Linked DNA regions of Homo sapiens: region 2 is linked to region 1. Evidence: read pairs that join two places in POLR2A ChIA-PET (ENCODE). Cell type or tissue: MCF 10A. All regions are shown on one strand. Each heading gives the region's core, and the rest is flanking DNA. Links, peaks and the distances in the headings are about the cores only. Region 1 has its middle 30 kb from the start of CRYBA1. Region 2 overlaps MYO18A (myosin XVIIIA).

What was found. ChIA-PET counts read pairs that join two places held together with the same protein. Peaks named below come from ENCODE experiments on the same cell type or tissue, not always from the same donor. Only the 100,000 strongest peaks of a DNase experiment are listed, where the experiment ranks them.
Region 2: POLR2A ChIA-PET joins it to region 1 with 5 read pairs; 12 of 35 experiments call an interaction of 5 or more read pairs at or near these places.

What each region holds. Positions count from the first base shown.
Region 1 is chr17:29,211,707-29,222,524 of GRCh38, forward strand. No RefSeq gene overlaps it. Among named protein-coding and RNA genes, the nearest start is that of CRYBA1, 30 kb to the right of the region's middle. RefSeq lists enhancers at 255-755, 4,211-4,310, 4,371-4,420 and a silencer at 7,905-7,994. In MCF 10A, for the core only: no CTCF peak of the experiment used is centred there; a DNase peak (open chromatin) is centred at 4,255.
Region 2 is chr17:29,160,520-29,171,337 of GRCh38, forward strand. MYO18A (myosin XVIIIA) reads right to left here. Exons shown (of 42, transcript NM_078471.4): 2 at 5,423-6,502. The coding sequence starts at 6,421. It overlaps LOC124903967 (a long non-coding RNA gene), which reads left to right. Exons shown (of 3, transcript XR_007065693.1): 3 at 1,988-3,582. Among named protein-coding and RNA genes, the nearest start is that of MYO18A, 14 kb to the right of the region's middle. In MCF 10A, for the core only: no CTCF peak of the experiment used is centred there; no DNase peak of the experiment used is centred there.

The DNA.
Region 1 (10,818 bases), core at 2,263-6,262:
CTGCTGCCTGCTTAGGGGTACTGCAAAGCAGGGAATGTGCAGAATGTGGGCTGTTTATCCCCAGGCCTTGGGGGCCCTGCAGGAGGAAAACTCAGAAAAAGCTGGGACAAAAGCTGGGAGACACAATGGGCATCCCTCGTGCTCAAAATCCTGCCCACTCGGCACAACAGAAGCCACGAGAATCCCCCCACTGCCAGCACTCAGGACCTAGCTGTGCCCATGGCCTGCCAGATTTGTTAAATTTGCTCCACAGGTGTGAACGCCCTGAGGGTCCTGTGTGGTCACCCGTGTGGAAGGGCAGATGAGGCCTGGCTTGGAAACCACCTGGCCCCCAAGAGATCTTGGTCTACACTGGCAGGAGTGAATCAGGAGCTGTGGCTTATCCCTCCCCAAAGCAGTTCTTTTTCCCATTTTGGTGGAAGGGGCAGCGAAGCTTGAGAATGAAGTTTAGGAGCACCTTCCCAAGAGAGGGCCACCTTCTCCAGAAAGCCTGCCCAGCTTCTCTGGCCTTCCTGACCTCTCTCAGCATTCAAGCCTGAAACCAAGGGCCTAGGGCTCTATGGCTTCCTGTGTGACTTTGGGCAACTCACTCTACATCTCTGGTCCTCATTTGTGTAGGAGAACCAACAAATATTGAGTGGCTTTCCAGTGCTAAACACATAAAAACTTTACATCCCTTTCCTTATTCAAATCCTCCTACCAACTCTATGAGATTGATATTAGGATCCCCTCATTGTAGCAGAGGAAACTGAGGAACAGAGAGGTTAGGTAACTTACCTTGGGTCACACAGCTGGAATTCAAACTCAGATCTGGGTTGACTCAAACTCCATGGCTTCACATCATAAATTATACAGTACTTGACACAAGTGTAGCAGGAATGACTCCACCCTCAACTGCAGGGTATAGGAAATAGGTATTAGCTTTTGTATAACTCAGTTTAATCCCAGTCAATTTTAGTTTCCCCCTCCTTCTGCACCAGGAAATTTTCGAAGTGTCCAAAGGCAGGGGTGGAAGCACTCTGCCTCTGTGTCATCTGCAGCTGATTAGTATCATTGTGTCATCCACTGTTCAGCTAGTCATTGGCTCACACATGGGTGTTTTTTGTTTTTTGTTTTAGAGACAATATCTCGCTCTGTCACCCAGGCTGGAGTGCAGTGCCATGATTGCAGCTCACTGTATCCTTGAACTCCTGGGCTAAAGCCATCCTCCCGTCTCAGTCTCCTGAGTAGTTGGGACTACAGATTTGTGCCACTACGCCTGGCTTCTGGTGGCTTTTTTTTTTACTACATTCATGCCAGCCTTGATGTTCCAGGATTCCAGGGAGGCAAGTTCCCATTTGCCCAGCCTCACAATGGGGCCATTCTCTTTCTGCTCGCCTAGGCTGTGGCCCCAAATACACAGTAGAGTTATTCTTGCTGGAACTCATGGCCACCTACATAGTCATCGCTTTTCCTCTGCCACCAGCCTGGAGGAAGCTTCTTTAGTTTCTAAAGGGAAGCCCACTCCCCTTAAACCTGCCCCACCCAGCTTTCACTTATGGTATTTCCTTCGACTATGTGGCCGATGTTCAGAAGCCTCTCCATTCCCCTAAAGGCTGGGTTTCTGGAGAACTAGGCCAGGAAGCAACTTTATTTCTGCAGCATCATCTTCTGAGGCAACGAGCACAGGACAGTCCAGCTCCTAGAAGAGGGGCCAGTGGTGGCCATGAAGTGTTAAAATGCCAGTAAGGGAAAAATGGGTAAGGTCCGCAAAACATCACATCAAGTTCGGGCGCAGTGGCTCACTCCTGTAATCCCAGCATTCTGTGGGGCCAAGGTGGAAGGATCACATGAGCTCAGGAATTCAAGGCCAACAAAATGAGACCTTGTTTCTACAAAAAGTAAAAAAAATAGCTAGGCATGGTGATGTGCTCCTGCGGTCCCGGCTACTCGGAAGGCTGAGGCGGGAGAATCACTTGAGCCCAGAAGGTTGAGGCTACAGTGAACCAAGATTACTCCACTGCACTCCAGCCTCACTCCAGAGTGAGACTCTGTCTCTAATAATAATAATAATCAATAACTATATCTGAACTTATTGTTATTATTATTTCTTCCAATTTCCTTTTTCTTAGAGCCAGAGATATTATAGCCTGGCAGGACTTAATAGCAATAATAATCATGGCTAATATGTGTTAAGTGCTTGTTATGGCCAGGCATTGTGATAAGCGCTTTACCTATATTATTTATTTTTATTTTTATTTTTATTTTTATTTTGTAGACGGAGTCTTGCTCTGTCACCCAGGCTGGAGTCCAGGGGCACAATCTCAGCTCACTGCAACCTCTGCCTGGAGGTTCAAGTGATTCTCCTGCCTCAGCCTCCTGAGTAGCCAGGATTACAGGCGCCCACCACCATGCGCAGCTAATTTTTGTATTTTTAGTAGAGACGGGGTCTCACCATGTTGGTCAGGCTGATCTCGAACTCCTGACCTCAGGTGATCTGCCCGCTCGGCCTCCCAAAGTGCTGGGATTACAGGTGTGAGCCACCATGCCCGGCCAATATTATTTCATTTAATGCTCATAAAAGTCCTACAAGGCACTTATGATCCTCATTTTAAGAGGAAGCTGATCCTCAGAGGGCAAAATCATCTTGCATGAGGTCATCCAATCACTGAGCCACACCATTCAGATGCACCACAAGACTCGGCAGTGTTCCTCAGGCTGCCCAGTCACCAGCATCGGGAACCGCTGTCCATGAGCAAGTAGATGGGACGGGTGCCTCCCTGGATGAGGATGTGATGAAATGCTGGCGTGAACTGGTTTTGCCATGCAGAAGCAGGAAGATGGCTAGGAAAGACTTAATGTCTTACCTAGCCATCTTCCTTCCAAGGATCAAAAGGTCCAACTGTAGGTCCTTCAGCCAGGTTGGCCCACCTGTCAATGGCTTCCCAGCCCACACTCAGAAGCGTTGCCCAGGGTTCTAGGCTGGGGCCACCTCCTGCCTGTCTTCCCTCTTTTCTGGAAGATGCTAGGAAAGTACTGCCCTAATCCAGGGTCCCCTCATTCACCCAGAAGTGACTGTGGGTACAAGGAAGTGGGTGGCACCACCAACAGGTGGAACAGGTGCCAGGAGTATAGTCCTGGGAGGTGACAGGGCAGGCCTGGGACCAGAAGCTGCAAATTCCTAGTCCATCTACTGCCTGGATGCTCCTGAGCTGATATTAAAGGCCCGGGGCACTATCACTTCCTGTGTGACTTTGGGCAGCTCACTCTACCTCTCTGGTCTTCATTTGTGTAACAGAACCAACAAATATTGAATGACTTTCCAGTGCTAAACACATATAAACTTTACATTACACACACACACATGCTGTGACAGAGTTAACCTTCCTCTAATATGAGATTCCTCTTCTTCTATAGTAATTGGACTTTTATTTATACCTAGGCAATGTCTGCCCAGAATAAAGACTTTATTTTTTCCAGCCTTCTTTTCAGCTAGGTATGGCCATGCGACTACTCCCTGGTCAACAAGGATAAACGTTGTGTTGGTAAGTGCATCTTCCGGGCAAGGCTCAGCTGGATAATTTTTTTACTCCTTGTGCCATTGACTGAGGTCACTTGGTGGAGTTTAGCTGGTACACGGGTTGGCTCGGAGGGTCCATGACGGCTTCACTCATGTCTGGCATGCTGGCAGGGGCAGCTGGAAGGCTCAGCCAGAACTGCGAATTGGAACATCCACATGTGGCCTCTCCAGCTCTCGGGAGAGTTGGACTTTCTTACATGGCAGCCCAGGCTTCGGGAGCAAGTATTTCAGCGATCAAAGTAGATGCTCTATGGCCTGTTACAACTGAGCCTCAGAAGGTACTTGCCATCACTTCTGCCTATGCTAATAGACCTACTGTTTGGGTCAAGGCAGTCACAAGTCCACCAACATTTAAGGAGAAGGGACAGAGAACACTTAGAAACTTTACACACACACACACACACACACACACACACACACACACACACACGCTGTGACATAGACTACTAACCTTCCCCTAATATGAGATTCTTTTTCTCCTATAGTAATTGAACCTTTTATTTATAGCTCAGTGAGGCTGAGTCTCTCACTGACCAACTGCTCAATGAGAGAAGTGTCAAAGAATTTGCAACCTGCTGGGTGCAGTTGCTCATGCTTGTAGTCCTAGCACTTTGGAAGGTCAAGGTGGGAGGACCACTTGAGGCCAGGAAGTCAAGACCAGCCTGCGCAACAGGGCAAGACCCCATCTCTGCCAAAAATAAGAAAAATTAGTCATGTGTGGTGACGCAAACCTGTAGTCGCAGGTTCTCACGGGCTGAGGCCAGGAGGGTGGCTTGAGTCCAGGAGTTGGAGGCTGCAGTGAGCTGTGATTATGCCACTGCACTCCAGCCTGGGTGACAGAGCAAGACCCTGTCTCAAAAAAAGAAACACACACACACAAGACACCACAGCAATCCTGGACCACTTGGGTCTGGACCTTAAGTCAGAGAAAAATAAACTTCCATTTTGTTAAAGCCACCACTCCCTTGGTTGTCTGTCACTCACGGCCAAATGCAATCCCAACAGAAACACACATATGCACAGACAAGCACATGCATACACACATACTCTCAATGACAGTGCACGCGGCCCACAAGACACAAGGAGAGACGTAAATGTTGAAATCTCACTAGGTTAGGAGTATTCATCTACTCACATGAACTCATACCACACACCAGTTTCAGGAGCTGTCCTTCCCCGAGGTTCACATCTCACTCCGCACTTCCCCTGCCACAACCCTCACTGTGGTATATTATAATTAGAATATACTTGTCCATATCACCCTTCCCCTGGTCAACCCTTGGACCCCATCTGTCTTGTTCATCATCATTCATTTAGCACCAAGCACAGGACTTCAATCGACATTTGACCAGGTTTGTATTTTACAAACAGCCTGCAGGTGACACTTTGAGCTGCTGGGGACTAGAGTCTGAGTGTAATGAGACTGATGAGGAGCCTGCCTGGATGTGAGGAGACCCTGAACTGGAGCCTCAGTACTGGAGACGGGGATGAAATGGAGAGAGCAGGAGGTGGGATTGACAGGCATTGGGAGTGATTGGGGGGCGAGGGAGAAGTAGGAGTCAAGGAGCGCACCCAGATTTCTAATCTGGACGATGCAATAACAAATGGTGGCACTCTTTGCTGACAGCAGAAACAAGGGGGGAGCAGAAGACTCAGGAGAAGGTAACAAGCTCAGTTTTGCCTATCTGTATTTCAAATGCCTGGGGGGCCATCCAGGTGGACTCATGCAGGAGGCAGCTAGACGGTTGGATGGAACAAAAGACTAGTGAAGACATGACCACGCTTTCTGAAACATTCCCATGCAAGTCATTCATTGTCCAGACAAAGTGTTGGAGGAAGCGGGGTGCAGGGCAGGGCCCTGGGTTGGAAGTTGACAGACCCACATTCCCTTCGCCACTACTACCTGATGTGTCATCTTGATGGGCAAGGGACACTGCCTTCTGGCTTGTACTTTTCTACTTAGTTGTAAAAATGAGAAGCCTGCCTCAAACCTCTGTGTTTCCTTCTAGCTCTCAGATGCTATGGCTAAATATTTGAAATATTTGCAGGCCTACCCTCTGCAGGCTACTGGGCTGGGCCCTGACCCCATTTCCACTTCTCTCAAACAACAACAACAACAACAACAACAACGACAACAACCACCAAAAAGCAGGTCAACTGCAGGAGGAAACTGGGAGGTGAAACACACTGTAAGCTCCTCTGCTCCAAACTGCTCTTCTTTTTCCCCATTCCCTGCACCAAGGTCTCTGTCCACCCAATACACCAGAATGCCCTCCTTAGGTCTCCAGGCCCCTCCAGCTACTCCCAACAACTATTTCCCAAAAGACCAACTAGGAATAAAAATTATCCCCATTCCTCCCCTTTGTGTCACACTTTACATTTCTACTTTCTCCAGTATAAATGATATTTACTGCACGGGAACCATATGGTAGGCACCATGCCAGGCTCTGGGATGAAGACCACACAGACCCTACCCTCAAAAAAGCAGGGAAGAGAGTTAGCAATGTAATTCGAGGTGAATGAACCACACAGGGGCTGTAGGAACATAGATGAAGGGAAGTGGTGTGTGTGTGTGTCTGTGTGTGTGTGTGTGTTCAGGAGGATCCTCAAACCCTGTGAAGTTTTGGGTTTTTTGTTTGTTGGCATGTTTGTTTAAGATAGAGTCTTGCTTTGTTGGCCAGCCTGGAGTGCAGTGGCTTGATCTCAGCTCACCGCAACCTCCACCTCCCGGGTTCGAGCAATTCTCGTGCCTCAGCCTCCCAAGTAGCTGGGATTACAGGCATGCACCACCACGCCTAGCTAATTTTTGTATTTTTAGTGGAGACAGCGTTTCACCTTGTTGGCCAGGCTGGTCACGAACTCCTGACCTCAAGTGAGCCACCCACCTCAGCCTCCCAAAAGTGCTGGGATTATAGGCATGAGCCACCATGCTCAGCCATTTGTTTGTTTTCTGATACAGGGTCTTGCTCTGTTGCCCAGGTGGGAGTGCAGTGGTGCAATCATGGCTCACTGCAACCTCGACTTCCCAAGCTCAAGCGATCCTCCCGCCTTAGCCTCCCTCGTAGCTGGAACCACAGATGTCCGCCACCATGCCCACCTAATTTTTTACATTTTTTGTAGGGACAGGATCTTGCTGTGTTGCCCAGGTTGGTCTCAAACTCCTGAGCTCAAGCAATCTTCCCAACTTTGCCTCCTACAAGTGCTGGGGATTACAGGTGTGAGCCACTGCACCTGGCCCCTGTGAAGTTTTTATAAAACATTAGCACTGGAAGGGATCTCACAGACCAATTAGTCCCACTCCCTCATTTTACATGTGCAGAAACTGAGGCCCAGGCTGGCCACGCATGGTGGCTTACACCTGTAATCCCAACACTTTGGGAGGCTGAGGCAGGAGGATCATTTGAGCCCAGCGGTTCAAGACCAGCCTGGACAGCATAACAAGAACCCCCATCTCTACAAAAAAAATTAAAAATTAGGCCAGGTGCGGTGGCTCACGCTTGTAATCCCAGCACTTTGGGAGGCCGAAGCGGGCAGATCATGAGGTCAGGAGATCGAGACCATCCTGGCTAACATGGTGAAACCCCGTCTCTACTAAAAATACAAAAAATTAGCCGGGCATGGTGGCAGGTGCCTGTAGTACCAGCTACTCGGGAGGCTGAGGCAGGAGAATGGCGTGAACCCGGGAGGCAGAGCTTGCAGTGAGCCGAGATCGTGCCACTGCACTCCAGCCTGGGTGACAGAGCAAGACTCCGTCCCAAATAATAATAATAATAATAATAATAATAATAATAATAATAATATCTTAAGAGGTATAAGAGCTAATATGCTTCCTTCCGGGCTTCATTCTAAGCTCTCTAGATGGATTGATTCGTTTATTACTCACAACATACCTGAGAGTTAGGTTTTTATGTTCCCCTAATATGACAATATTGAGTCTTAGGTTAATTGACTTGCCTGAGGTCACACAGTTAACACAATACTGAATACAGGTAGTCCAAATAAAGAGCCATGAGCGTGGGGGGGAATTGCCTGGAGGCCTTAACATATGATTTCTATACCCTACCCTCAGAAAGTCTGATTCTCTCGGCCTGAAGTGAACAAGCTGGAATTTGCATTTTAGCCATGCACCCTAGGTGATTATGGTTTGGTGGCTATCGGACCACTCTCTGAAAAAACCCAGTTCGAATGTACCTTTTTTCTCAATTCAGAGTTTTCTGGCACAATCCCTCCCTTCCTTGGGACTCCCTGTCCTCAAGGGACCCCGCTTTCCGGAGTCTGCTGGGAATAAGGGTACTCTGGAAACGGACGTATGCCCCCTGGTGGTCAGAAATTAGAGGCTAGGCGCTACAGCCAGCAGGGTCCCGTCAACCGCACAAATTTGTGAACTTTTCTAGAATTTCGTTCAGCCAGTATTACTGAGGTGCCACTATGGGCCAGCACTGAGCCATTGTAATACACAGCACATTGGAGAGAAAGAAGACTTCTGGGGACAGAATTTTTCAAGGTGACTGCTCACCTATTTTCATCCGTGGATACAAAGGCATCAGTTTCAAGCTGCAATTGGACAAATTTCACCTGGTCTAAGTATTCGTATCTGGCAACATATAGCTCTGATCTTAGGTCTTTAGGAGGCTGAAAAAGAGTTTTTTGAAAAAGGCTGAGTCCACCCTCGGGAAGGAAACACAGGAGCATGTATATTTGCAGGGCTCCAAGGCTTTGTAGTCAGGCTGTTCCAGCTCTGTTACTTCAGGCTCTGGGACCCGGGAGCAGTTATTTCATCTTTCTAAGCTGCAGCTGCTTCACCTGAACTATGTGAATAATAACAACACCTGTCTCAAAGGTTTGTGTGATGAAATGGTCTCTTAGTGCCTGGCACAAGATAAACGTTCAAAAAAGTTGTAGGTATTTTGAAATATAATACTTTGTAGTTATATACCATAAAGTATACACTATATATACCAGGGTTCTAACACCAGCCTTAATTCATTCACCTTAAAAAGGAACACAAATGGGCCGGGCGCGGTGGCTCACGCCTGTAATCCCAGCACTTTGGGAGGCCGAGGCGGGTGGATCAACTGAGGTTGGGAGTTCAAGACCAGCCTGGCCAACATGGCGAGACCCTGTCTCTACTAAAAATACAAAAATTAGCCGGGCGTGGTGGTGCGCGCCTACAATCCCAGCTACTCGGGAGGCTGAGGCAGGAGAATCGCTTGAACCCGGGAGGTGGACATTGCGGTGAGCCGAGATCGCGCCACTGCGCTCCAGCCTGTGCAACAAGAGCAAAACTCCGTCTCAAAAAAAAAAAAAAAAGGAACACGAATAATTCTTGAGGCCAGGCACAGTAGCTCACTCCTGTAATCCCAGCACTTTGGGAAGCCAAGGTGGGAGAATCACTTGAGGCCAGGAGTTGGAGACTAGCCCAGACAACATAGTGAGACCCCTGTCTCTCCAAATAAAAAAAAAATTAGCCAGACATGGTGTCATGAACCGGTAGTCCCAGCTATACAGGAAGCTGTCGCAGGAGGATCACTTGAGCCCTGTAGTTGGAGGCAGCAGTGAGCCACTCCTGCCTGGGTGACAGACCAAGACCCCATCTAAAAAAAAGAAAAAACTCTTGATCCACTGTAGTTGAGAGACAAGATTTCCTCCAGTTTTGAATCCTCTAATATGTGATGCATAGACATCTAAACTATTCCACACTGTTGGTGGGATTGCAAGCTAGTACAACTTTGAAAAATTGTTTGATAGTGTCTGCTAAAACTGAACATATTTATGGCCCAGCAATTTATTCTTAGGTATATTCCCAAAAGAAATGTTTACATATGTTACCCAGAAAACATAAACAAGCATGTTTATAGCAATACTATTTATAACAGCCTCCAAGTGGGGAAATATCTAAGTGTCTATCAACACTACAATAAGTTTTTGTGTGTGTTTGTTTGTTTGTTTTGTTGAGATGAAGTTTCGCTCTTGTTTCCCAGGCTGGAGTACAAAGGCAAAATCTCGGCTCACTGCAACCTCCGCCTCCCGGGTTCAAGCAATTGTCCTGCCTCAGCCTCCTGAGTAGCTGGGATTACAGGTGCCCGCCACTACGCCTGGCTAACTTTTGTATTTTAGTAGAGACGGAGTTTCACCATGTTGGCCAGGCTGGTCTTGAACTCCTGACCTCAAGTAATCGGTCCGCCTTGGCCTCCCAAAGTGCCGGGATTACAGGCATGAGATATGGCGCCCGGCCTAGATGTTTATTTTTTATTTTATTTTTATTTTATTTTATTTTATTTTATTTTATTTTATTTTATTTTATTTGAGACAGAGTTTCACTCTTGTCGCTCAGGCTGCAGTGTAATGGCAGTCTCGGCTTACTGCAACCTCCACCTCCCAAGTTCATGCAATTCTCCTGACTCAGCCTTCTGAGTAGGTGGGATTACAGGCGCACACCACCCTGCCCAGCTAATTTTTATATTTTAGTAGACACGGGATTTTACCATGTTGGCCAGGCTGGTCTTGAACTCCTGAATTCAAGTGATCCGCCTGCCTCGGCCTCTCAAAGTGCTGGGATTACAGGCGTGAGCCACCACGCCCGGCTCCAGCTACATTTTTAAATTGTGGTATTTTCATAGACTAGAACACTACATGCAGTAACATGAGTAAATTTCACAAATATAATGACAAAAGAAGCCAGACACTGAAGAGTCCATACCGTATGATTTCATTTATATAAAGTACCAAATGGTTGAAATGAAATGCCATTAGAAACTGGAATACTAATTGCCTTTAGGTGCAGAGTGGTGATTAGAGGGGGGCTAAAGGGGTTTCAGGGAGGGGATTGCCAATAATGTTCTATATCATGATCTGTGTGGCAGTTATACAAAGTGTCTGGACTTTATAAAAACTAATCAGACTGATTGCTTATGATTTGTGCACTTTTCTATAGTATGGATTCATAGATTTCAATGAAAAGTTAGATTTTAATTAAAAGTTTACCTAAAAACTCTCCGTGAGTCCCTCATGACCAATCACAGAACACACCCAGGCCTCACTTATCATAAGCCCAGAGTCCCCCAGGGTATCAGAATCAGAAATTTAATGCCCTCTGGGGATGGGAGATGTGGCCTCAGGCCCATGAGCTGCAACCAGGTTTCCTGCTAAAAGTCAAGAACAAAAGAGTTGTCTTGTAGATAAAAACAGGTTCCAGAAAAACTGCACCAGAGCAAAGAGCTAGGTGTCTGCCTAGAGCCTGTGGGTGAAAAAATCACCCC
Region 2 (10,818 bases), core at 2,283-6,282, 51 kb before region 1:
TATTTAATCCCCCAGTGCTAGCACAGTGCCCGGTCCTTAGGTCAACTTCATTAAATATTTACTGAGGGAAAAGTGAACACTGAGGCTCTGAAAGGTTTGATAACTTTGGTAAAACCCAAACCCAGGTCTTTCTGGCTCCAAAGCCCATGCTCTTTCCACTGTAACATGTCCTCTCCCAAACCCACCTGAGCGTGGAGGTGGTTTATGTGAACATGGCAACCTCATGAGGAACCCGACAGCCTGAAAGCCTTTGACTAGAAACTCCACCCCACACACTAAAACCTCCAACTAGCAGCCTCACGGTCCACCAGGAGAAGTACCCCTACCACAGCGACTAGACTTGGCTGGGAGGGAGTGGTAAGCCTTCCTTTAAGACCCCCTCTCCCTTCCCACCACATTCTCAAAAGCTCAGGGAGAGCCAGGTGTAGTGGCTCACGCCTGTAATCCCAGCACTTGGGAGGCCTGAGGCAGGTAGATAGCTTGAGCTCAGGAGTTTGAGACCAGCCTGGGCAACATGGTGAAACCCTGTCTCTAATAAAATATACAAAAATTAGGCTGGGCTTGGTGGCTCACGCCTATAATCCCAGCACTTTGGGAGGCCGAGGCAGGTGGATCACCTGAGGTCAGGAGTTCGAGACCAGCCTGACCAATATGGTGAAACCCCACCTGTACTAAAAATATAAAAATTAGCTAGGCGTGGTGGCAGGCACCTGTAATCCCAGCTACTCAGGAGGCTGAGGCAGGAGAATCGCTTGAACCAGGGAGACGGAAGTTGCAGTGAGCTGAGATCGCGCCACTGCATTCCAGCCTGGGTGACAAGAGTGAAACTCCATGTCAAAAAAAAAAAAAAAAAAAAAAATAGCCAGGTGTGGTGGTGTGTGCCTGTGGTCCCAGCTTCTCAGGAGGCTGAGGTGGGAGGATCGCTTGAGCATATAAGCCAAGATCGCCCCACTGCACTCCAACCTGGGTGACAGCAAGACCCTGTCTCAAAAAAAAAAAAAAAAGAAAAATGCTCAGGAGGCCTTGCTTTCTGGCCAGCACCTCTGGCTCTCCATGGCAGGACAACCACATTGGCCAGGGTTTAGCTGGGTGGGCTTTTCTGAGCTCAGCAGAAAAGTCCTATACTCCCAGATGCAGGAGGACATGCCTCGTCCTAAGGGACTCCATTTGTCCTCCCCTAGAATGGACCGACTGAGGATACAGACAGACTCGCCTTCTCCTCTCCCAGGCCCTAGTCTCCAGCCTGGCCTCTGCCCCTTCTCAATGGGCCTTGACTTTCCCATCCGGACTTATGGAAGTGGAGGAGGGAATTTTGATCCAACTGGGGTTTTGAGATCCTCAACTTTACCAACATCTCCCCTAATCTCACCAGACTTAGGAAACACTTGGCCTTCAGCAAACTTAAGAGTAACTGATCCAAATACAGATGCCCCCCAAGAACTTTCCCTAAGGAATCAAAGGGGAAAGAATGTAGCATCTTCCCAGTACTCTGGCGGTCACATGACCCCTCCTCTCCCTCAGGCCCCTACCAGTGGGTCACCAAGACCCCAGAGTCTGACTCAGTTGCTCGAGTCTGAGATGGCTCTCCATCCCACTGCCTCTACCTGAGTCCAGGTCTCCATCCATTCTTCTAGGATCACAATCACTCCCTCACCACTCTCCCCACAGCCAACTTTGCTACACCCTAGAGCATGCTCCATAAGCAGCCAGAGTGATTTCCTAAAACCTGTTCCTATTGCTCCCTGATTAAATTGCTTCAGTGCCCTTTGGTTAAAGTTCACGTTCCCCAGCACGGCTCACAGGGGCCTCCATGACCTGGCTCCCGTGGATGCCTCCTAGTGCTTCTCCCAGCTTTCCCTTCCCACACACCGTCTCCCAGCCTTATTCCTGAAATATGTGATTCTCTCTCCATAACTTTAGGCCTTGGCATGTGTTTGTGACAGTGTTTCCCTTCCTCTTGCCTCCGCTTCACTCATCTACTACCCAGATGTCAGCTTTCGCTGACCCATCCACAAGACTGGACTTGAAGCCCCTCTGCTGCACTCCCAGCACCAGGACTGGCCCCTGTGGTTGAGCTTCTCAGAGGGTACTGTCATGGTCTGCTACTGGAACATCTCTCCCGCTTACTATGAGCTCCTTGGGGCTGGGATTATGTGCTGCTCACCGCTGGAGCCCAGGACCTAGTATGCAGTAAGTGCTCAACAAATGCTTCCCTAATGGATGGGCAGGTGGAAGGATGATGGCAGAAGAAAACGGTGTTCTCCCAGGCCTGCTGGTTGATTTCTACCAGGCCACAAATCTACCCTACCACTGTGGCTCACCCCTGCTCCCAGCGGAACCTCATCTAGCAGCTACCAGGACACATGAAGGTGTGAACCCAGCATTCTGGACACACGCCATGTGAGAGGGAAACCCAAGGGGCTGTGTCTCCCTGGGGCCTTCTAAACAGGCCATGGAGAGGAGCCGGGGGCCTGGCCCCATCTGTGTGCAGGAAGATAACAGATGGCTAGTCAGCTCCCTCAGAGCTCCCTGGGGACAGGCAATGTGTGGACACAGTTGATGGATGGCCTGATGGCAGGGTGGCCAGCAAGAGCTGTCCCTGTGGGGCTACAGTCATCAGGGTATCCCTCCCAGGAGTCTGGAGGAGGCGGGAAGACTTCTCTTGGCGCATAACTGGGATTAGAACTGCTGCCAAGACAGGGAGTAGGAGGAGTAAAAGGAAGAGGAGGAGATACAGGCTGAGGGTACAGAAGAGGTGCAGCACCCCACGCCACTCCCAGCCCTGTCCCAGGAAGCTGGAAACGCTGGGCTCACCCTGGTCCTCTCTGCTTGTGGTATGAGTCCCCACCACCTACCTGGGTGAGAAAAGATATGGGCTTCTTTCAGCCCTATGTGTCTCCTTATCCTGCCACATGGCTCTAGGAGATGCATGGGGATGGGGTTTGCTACTGTGTCCTCTGGCAGATGAAACAGGCTGAGGCTCGGGGAAGAAGTCCTCTGGGCACCAGCTGGGCTTACCCCATAGGAGCTAGAGTGAGCCAGCATTTCAGGGATACCAGCTATAACTTGGAATCCACCAGGGCCTCCAAAGCTAAACCATCTACTTCCCCAGGGATGGGATAGCAGCAGATAGTTGGGAAGGGAAAGCTAGGAAAATCTGAGATGCCAGGATGATCCCTGTGCTATAAAGAGAAAACCAAACAGCATCTGGGATGCCAGGCCCAGGGCCCCACAGAGGCCTTGCTGTGGTTCAGCAGGGAGCTGGCAACAATCCCCTGGGGGATTCATTCTTTAAGAAGAAAATTCCATCTGTTAAAAGCAGCGTTAGCCTGGAAGAACGCAGACAGGCATGGCAACATGTTAGTCTTTGCTTCTGTTATTGTTTTTGAGACAGAGTTTAGCTCTTATTGCCCAGGCTGAAGTGCAATGGCTTGATCTCGGCTCACTGCAACTTCCGCCTCCCGGGTTCAAGTGATTCTCCTGCCTCAGCCTCCTGAGTAGCTGGGATTACAGGCATGCGCCACCACGCCCAGCTAATTTTTGTATTTTTAGTAGAGACAAGGTTTCTTCCTGTTGGTCAGGCTGGTCTCGAACTCCCAACCTCAAGTGATCCACCCGCCTCAGCCTCCCAAAGTGCTGGGATTACAGGCGTGAGCCACCACCACCCAGCCCAGTCTTTGCTTCTGACATAAAGACCCCTCCTTGTTCTTCCCTCTCTACCTCGTGGTTCTCTGAGTTCCACCTAACCTGGTGGCTAAAACATAGTAGGTGCTCAATGTGTGCTTCTGGAATGAAGAGTCCAGGTCTTCCACACAGGCCTCCTCCTCCCATTCACTACCCTTCCCTGACTAGCAAAGCTGCCTAAACCCAGCTAGCTCCGGGTTAAAGGAAGGCCTGGAACCCAACTACAGTGCTTCCTGACAGTCTGACCCTACCACTGCCAGCCCCTCTTCAGGCCCAAGGTACTACTGGGTTGAGTAGCAGCTGCTTCCCCTCCCTGGGAGAAAGCTGGGACCGGGACTCTGCCTGTTTCCTCCCATTAGCACTTCCTCCCATTTCTGACTTTGACACATCTGGCTGGTCACTTAGTACCAAAAGGTCCTGGTCAAGCAGCAGGGGCCAGATCTGGACGGTCCTAAAACCCACAGCTGGGAAGGGAAGATGGCCAGAGGTGGTCACTTGTCCTTCGTATACTATCTCCAGGCAGGACATTCAAACTGCTATGTAGCCACCCTATCAAAAGACCCCTGGGATTAGTGAGCTTGATGCCCCATGGAGATCCGCTCCTCCATCTGATCTAAACCTCTCTGCTCCTGTGCCTCCTGCTGCTCTTTTTGCGCGGGCAGCTGGGGTCTCAGTGACAGTCAGGACATACTATCTGTGTAGGTTTTATCCCTCTTGCTTTTCCAGGTCCATGCTTTTTCTCCTTCCAGGAGAGGTAATAAAGACTCTTGGAGCCCAAGTGACCATTATAAATCAGATCCAGTTACTCCCCTGCTTCGAACCCTTCAATAGTCCCATTTCACTGGGATGAAATCTGAATTCCAACTGTGACTTACAAGGTCCTTTATGATCTGCCCCTGCTTTCTCTGCAGCCTCACCTGATATTTCCTTGCTCACTCAGGGGCAAGAGGAGGCTCTGGCCTGAGGTCATCTTTCCCAAAGATATAATCATACCAGCTATACATCTCAGATGTTCCATGACGGCCCTAATTTGAAATCATTTGTCCTTTTTTATCCCCAAGATCTAAATACCATGGAAATATTGTATTTTACTGTCCAGATTGTCTCTTATATCTGGAAGTGACACATGTTAGCCTATACACCCCAATTTAGGGCTCAGGAAATATGGTGCCCAAACCCCTCACCTGTCCTTGTAATGAAGAAGCTGAATACTTTCACGGTAATTACTAACCAACAGCAGAGCTCTCTCAAGGGCTCCAGGGCTGAAACTAAGGTTCAGGCAGAGCTTGGTCTATCCCAGCACCGTTGAGAAAGGCATTCCGCTGAATTCAGTTAGGTCAATCCAACAGACACAGAACACAGGAGGGAACCATAAAACCATGAGGCCTGGCCAAACTGCTCAGAATTCTACTGCAGTGAACCTTTGGGGACTTGTCCTCAGCTCCCAGACAAGGTTGAGAGACGAAGGTGTGACTCCTTTAATGTCCTTGTCTTTCTTCATTAGGTTAAACCTGGTGGGGGTGCTGTTTGTAGGGGTGGCACCCCCAGAGGATTATGAGCATGGGGCACCTTCTCCTGAGTTCATGCTTCCCCACAGGCTCAGAGAGCAGCAGGGCTTCCCCACTTACACACTGCTAGGCTCTGATAACAGCTCTTGGGTACCCCGATTACCCAGTCAAGCAGGAGGTGCCCACATTCCCCATCCCTGCTTAGCCCAGGTGCCCAGGGAAGCACTCACATCGGATGGCTCCCTGCGAGGTCCCTCGCCGCTCCGCAGCCAGCTCCTGCTGAGCTCGCTGAGCTCTGGAATGGGCTGCACCTTGAGCCGCACGCTGTCCCCTGACTGCCGGATCATCTCCACAATCTCATCCCTGGACTTGCTCTCCACATTGTGCCCATTAATCTCCACCAGTCGATCTCCTGGCACCAGCCCCAGGGCCAGGTCCTTGGTGCCTGCACCAGGCTCAGCAAAGTGGACCACACGCCGACAGGCCTGGCCCTCGGGGCCCCGATCCAGCATGGTTGTGCGCCGCAGGGAGAAGCCAAAGTCTCCAGTGGGCCGTCGTTGCAGCTCCAGCTCCCGGAGGGTAGGTGGGGGCAGGGGCACCACGGGGGGCAGGCGCAGGTCGACTGGGAACTTTTTAGTCACTAGCTCAGGGGCTCGGGATCGGTGCCCTGGTCGAGGGATGCCTGGGCCAGGATGCTGCACCAGCTGTCCCTCTAGAGTCCTCACCTCCACCTGTGGCGAGGGGGCGGCAGAGTGCTCTGAGGGCGTCGAGGTTTCTGAGGCGCTCTCATCCCGGCTACGCTGGGAGAAGGAAAAGCGCTTGACAATCATCTGTGAGTTCTGCTTGGCCAGTGAGCCGAACTTGGCTGCCCGCTGCAGCACCGAGCCACGGAAGCTACCCTCCTCACCCTTGAGGTCATCGCTGGAGCTGGCTGTACTTAGGTGGCCCGAGTCCAGGATGACGCTGCCCCGGTTACTATCGGAGTCAATGTCAGTCAGGTGCAGGTCAGAGCCGCTGGCCACCTTGATGGGGATGGGGTTGGAGATTTCCAGGCGCGTCTTGGATTCACGCTTGGAGGAGCGGTTCAGGTTGAAGAAGCCACGTCGCAGGCTCATCTCCTCCAGGCTCCGAAGCTCTGCCGCTGACATCCGCTCCTTTTTCTCCTTTTTCTCCTTCTTCTCCTTCCGCCCGCCATCTTTGTCCTTGTCTTTCTTCATTAGGTTAAACATGGTGGGGGTGCTGTTTGTAGGGGTAGCACCCCCAGAGGATTATGAGTGCTTAGCACAGGGCCTTGGTGCCCCACTTTGCTGCTGCAAACAGAAACACACAGAGAGAAAGGTTATTCGAACAGAGCCTCATGTGTCTCCAGTCCAGACATAACCAAATGATACAGCTACTCCTCACTGGGTGCTAGCTATGTGCCAGGCACTCTGCCTTACCCAATATTGTCTCCACTGATTTAATCCTTACAACCCTTCTATAGGTAGTTACTATTATTACCCCATTTTACAAATAAGGAAACTTAAGGTTTAGATAAGGCGGTAAAAGCCCAGATTCCAAAAAGGCGGTAAAAGCCCAGATTCCAAAGCCTGTCATTTCCTTGAATCTTTGATAGACCAAGGCTTAGGTGTATCTGGAGGTAGTATGTGGGAGACCTGACCTCCTGGTGAGAGAATGCTTCAAACCAACCTGGGACCTGACTTAAAGATTCAAACACAGGCCAGGCAGGGTGGCTCATGCCTGTAATCATAGCACTTTGGGAGACTGAAGCAAGAGGATCGATTGAGCCCAGGAGTTTAAGACCAGCCTGGACAACACAGTGAGACCCTATCTCTAAAAAAAATTTTAAAAATTAGCCAGGCATGCTGGTGCATGCCCACATTCCTAGCTACTTGGGAATTTGAGGATTGCTTGAGCCCAGGAGGTCGAGGTTGCAGTGAACTATGATCACACTACTCCAGCTTGGGCAACAGAGTGAGACCCTGTCTCAAAAAAAAAAAAAAGATTCAAACTCAAAGGAAAAAGAAAAGGGACTCAATGCAACATCACCTCCCACAGACAATGTTCGTTTAAGCAACAGACATCCCATTCTTTGGACTCTTTCCTGAGCCTGTTATCCCTAGAGTAGCACCCTTAGCCACCGCCTAACAGAAGAACTCAAAGGAACCAACATTTATTTAATGACTACCACTGGCTAGGCCTAATGCCAGGCACTTTACATGCACTATCTCCTCTGAACCTCACAGCATTCCTACAAGGTAGATATCATTATTTCCACTGTACAAAGGAAGAAAATGGGATACAGAAAATTAAGTATATGTTAGTTGTCACACAGCTAATAAATGGTGATGTTGGGATTCAGTGGCAAATATTGTGTTCTTTCTAGGGCCTGGGTGACCAAAGTAAAGCAGCAAGAGAAAGAAGGGAAGTTCCAGACCAAACAGAGGATAGACAGCTGCGAGGTGGGGGTGGGGTAGGGTCCACTGGATAAACAGGATCCTAAAAAATTCACATCCTTTTCCCCAGACCAACACCTAAATATAGCCCCAGGAAGAAAACTGTGGTAGCCTGAAAGAAAATCCCAGCCCCAGGGTGTGTGAAACCTACCCACCAACCTACCCAACCCCCTGCACATCTAACTGGGGACAGGACCAATAAAAACCTGGTGGGAAGAGTTGAGAGAGTCTTTCTTGTTCTAACCAGCAGGGAACAAGAAGAAGAAATAGGCCATGCCACCTAATTGGAAATTAAATGACATTTTTTCTCTCTCTCTGAAAGCCTACCCCTCTGAGTTTCACACAGAGGATCTACAAGCTTATCCCTTCTAGTAATGGCCTCTTGCCAGGCCCTGGACAGGCCTTTCCTCTCTGTGTGCTCCACCCCTACAACCAAGCAGGGCCCTCCGGGATCCCCAGTCTACTGAGAGGGACCATCCTTCAACCCTGGTACAATGCTCAGGAAGGCATCAAGGTCAGAAATTCCCAAAGGCCGTAGTGCAATGGCTAATTGCTTCCCCCTGCCCAGCATCCTGACTTGTGTTGCTCCTGACATACCAACTCATCTCCTTTCTAGAGCAGTGCTGTCCATAAGAAATATAATTCAAGGCCAGGTACAGTGGCTCATGCCTGTAATCCCCAATACTTTAGGAGGCTGAGGCAGGCAGATCACTTGAGGTCAGAAGTTCAAGACCACTCATGCCTATAATCCCAGCACTTCGGGAGGCCGAGGTGGGCGGATCACCAGAGGTCAGGAGTTCGAGACCAGCCTGGCCAACATAGTAAAACCCCATCTCTACTAAAAATACAAAAACTGGCCAGGTGTGATGGCACACGCCTGTAATCCCAGCTATTCGGGTGGCTGAGGCATGAGAATCACTTGAACCCAGGAGGCAGAGGTGGCGTGATCTCGGCTCACTGCAACCTCTGCCTCCCAGGGTTCACGCCATTCTCCTGCCTCAGCCTCCCAAGTAGCTGGGACTACAGGTGCCCGCCACCACGCCCAGCTAATTTTTTGTATTTTTAGTGGAGATGGGTTTTCACCGTGTTAGCCAGGATGGTCTCGATCTCCTGACCTCATGATCCACCTGTCTCGGCCTCCCAAAGTGCTGGGATTACAGGCGTGAGCCACCGCGCCTAGCCTTGAACTTGTTGGTTCTAAATGCTACATGCACAGTACCTGGGAGTTAGAAAACAGGAAATCTAGGGCCCAAAAGGCACACAGCCAGGGGCCTTGGCCAGGTAGGTCTGGACTGATTTGGGGTGGAGGAGTACCTGACAGCCAGCATTCTCTCTTCGGGGCTCTACTGTGACAAGGGGAGTCTCTCTCCTCCTGACTGTTGATGGGGTGTGGCACAGACCTACCATAAACCAAGATGTGGGGTCTTCAGCTGTTACTGCCCACCTTATACCTTACCCACCACTGCCTGCACCATCTTAAAGGGATGGTTTAGAAGATAACTCCAGGGGCACTTGTGGAAGAAATGAAGAAAGAAATCCACCTTGGGGACTTGGATGGGACAAACAAGAGTATCATGGCCTCAGTTCAACCACAGAGAACCCAACTGACTAGAATGCTGTCCCACCAAGACGCCCAATTCTCGGTCTATAATGCTTACCCAATCCTGGCTCTTTGCTGGGGGCTAGATCGCTGAGTAATATGAGTGGAAAGGATCTCCCAGAATTCTAGGATCTTTGGGCTGGAAAGGTCCCTGAAAAAGTCTGAGCAAAAGCTTGTTCCTCACTGTCATTGCAGCAGGCAGGACAGCAGACGGTCACAGCAGCAGCACAAGGGATGGCGCTGGCCAGAAGTTTCAGGAGATTTGGTATCTAGGCCTGGATCTGCCAAAAAATCGCTGGGGGACCTTGAGCCTGTCACTCTGCTCAAGGTTGAACTACATGATCTAGATCTCTTCTGGCTCTAAAATTCTAAATATCTAAGTCTCCTGTGGACACAGGTTAAGTTATTAACCTTCTGCCAAAGGCACCCCTCTCATCCCAACCCTGGGGCCTTCAGAAAATGAGGCTGTGCCAGCCCTTCCCTCACCACCCCTGTCCTGCCACCATAATCTTCACAGCTCACAAGGCACCTCTTCCCCACTGCCATCCCCATAATCGCCAGGCCTGGCTGTGGACTGGTTCTCTCCTGAGTCTAGAGCTGCCTGGCTGCCTGCAGCCTCCTGTCCAGGATCAGATCTGCAATGCGACTGCTGCTCCATGGCCTTCTTGTAGACCTTGCACTTTCCGGCACCTCCTGGCCTCAGGTCCAAAGTCTCCAACAGCTCTGATACCACTACCTTCCTACCCCCTATCCCGGGCTGCAGTTTCCATCTGCCTCCCATTCCTCTCCTACCCTCTCCCTCCACTCCAGTAAAGGTAACCTTATAATTTTCCTGACCTCCTTTTCTGCGTTTCTCTCCTCATCATACTCTAAGAAGTTTTTCCTAATTTTAAGAAAAGGAAGGCATCTATGTAAGTTAGGGTATGGACCCGAATAATCTTGCTCTTACTATCCCCAAAAACAAAAAGAAAGTACAATCTGTCAACTCAGCTGCTCTATCACTTTAAGAGAGTAAGCATCCCGAAGGCAATGACCATCAACCTCAAATATACATCTATCTGTCCATCAGAGTGCATAAACAATGCTCATATTCATGCAATGGAATACTACTCAGCAAGAAAAAAGAAACAACTAAAGATACACACAATGGGGATGGACTTCAAAATCATGATGTCAAGTGAGAGGGAAAGAAGTCTTTGACAAAGAGCACATATGGGTATGATTCTCTTTATATGAAGTTCTAGTGCAGGCAAAACTAACCTATGGTGGGGGTAGGAGTGGGATCGCATGAGGGAACTTTTTGGGGTGATATTCATGTCCTGTATATTGATAGCGGTTTGGGTTGATAAGTATATGCACTTGTCAAGTTATCAAATGGTGCACATAAGATTTGTGCGTTCAGCCAGGCGCGTTGGCTCACGCCTGTAATACCAGCACTTTGGGAGGCCAAGGCAGGTGGATCATGAGGCCAAGAGATCGAGACCATCCTGAAACCCCGTCTCTAATAAAAATAAAAAAAATTAGCCGGGCGTGGCAGCACACACCTGTAGTCCCAGCTACTAGGGAGGCT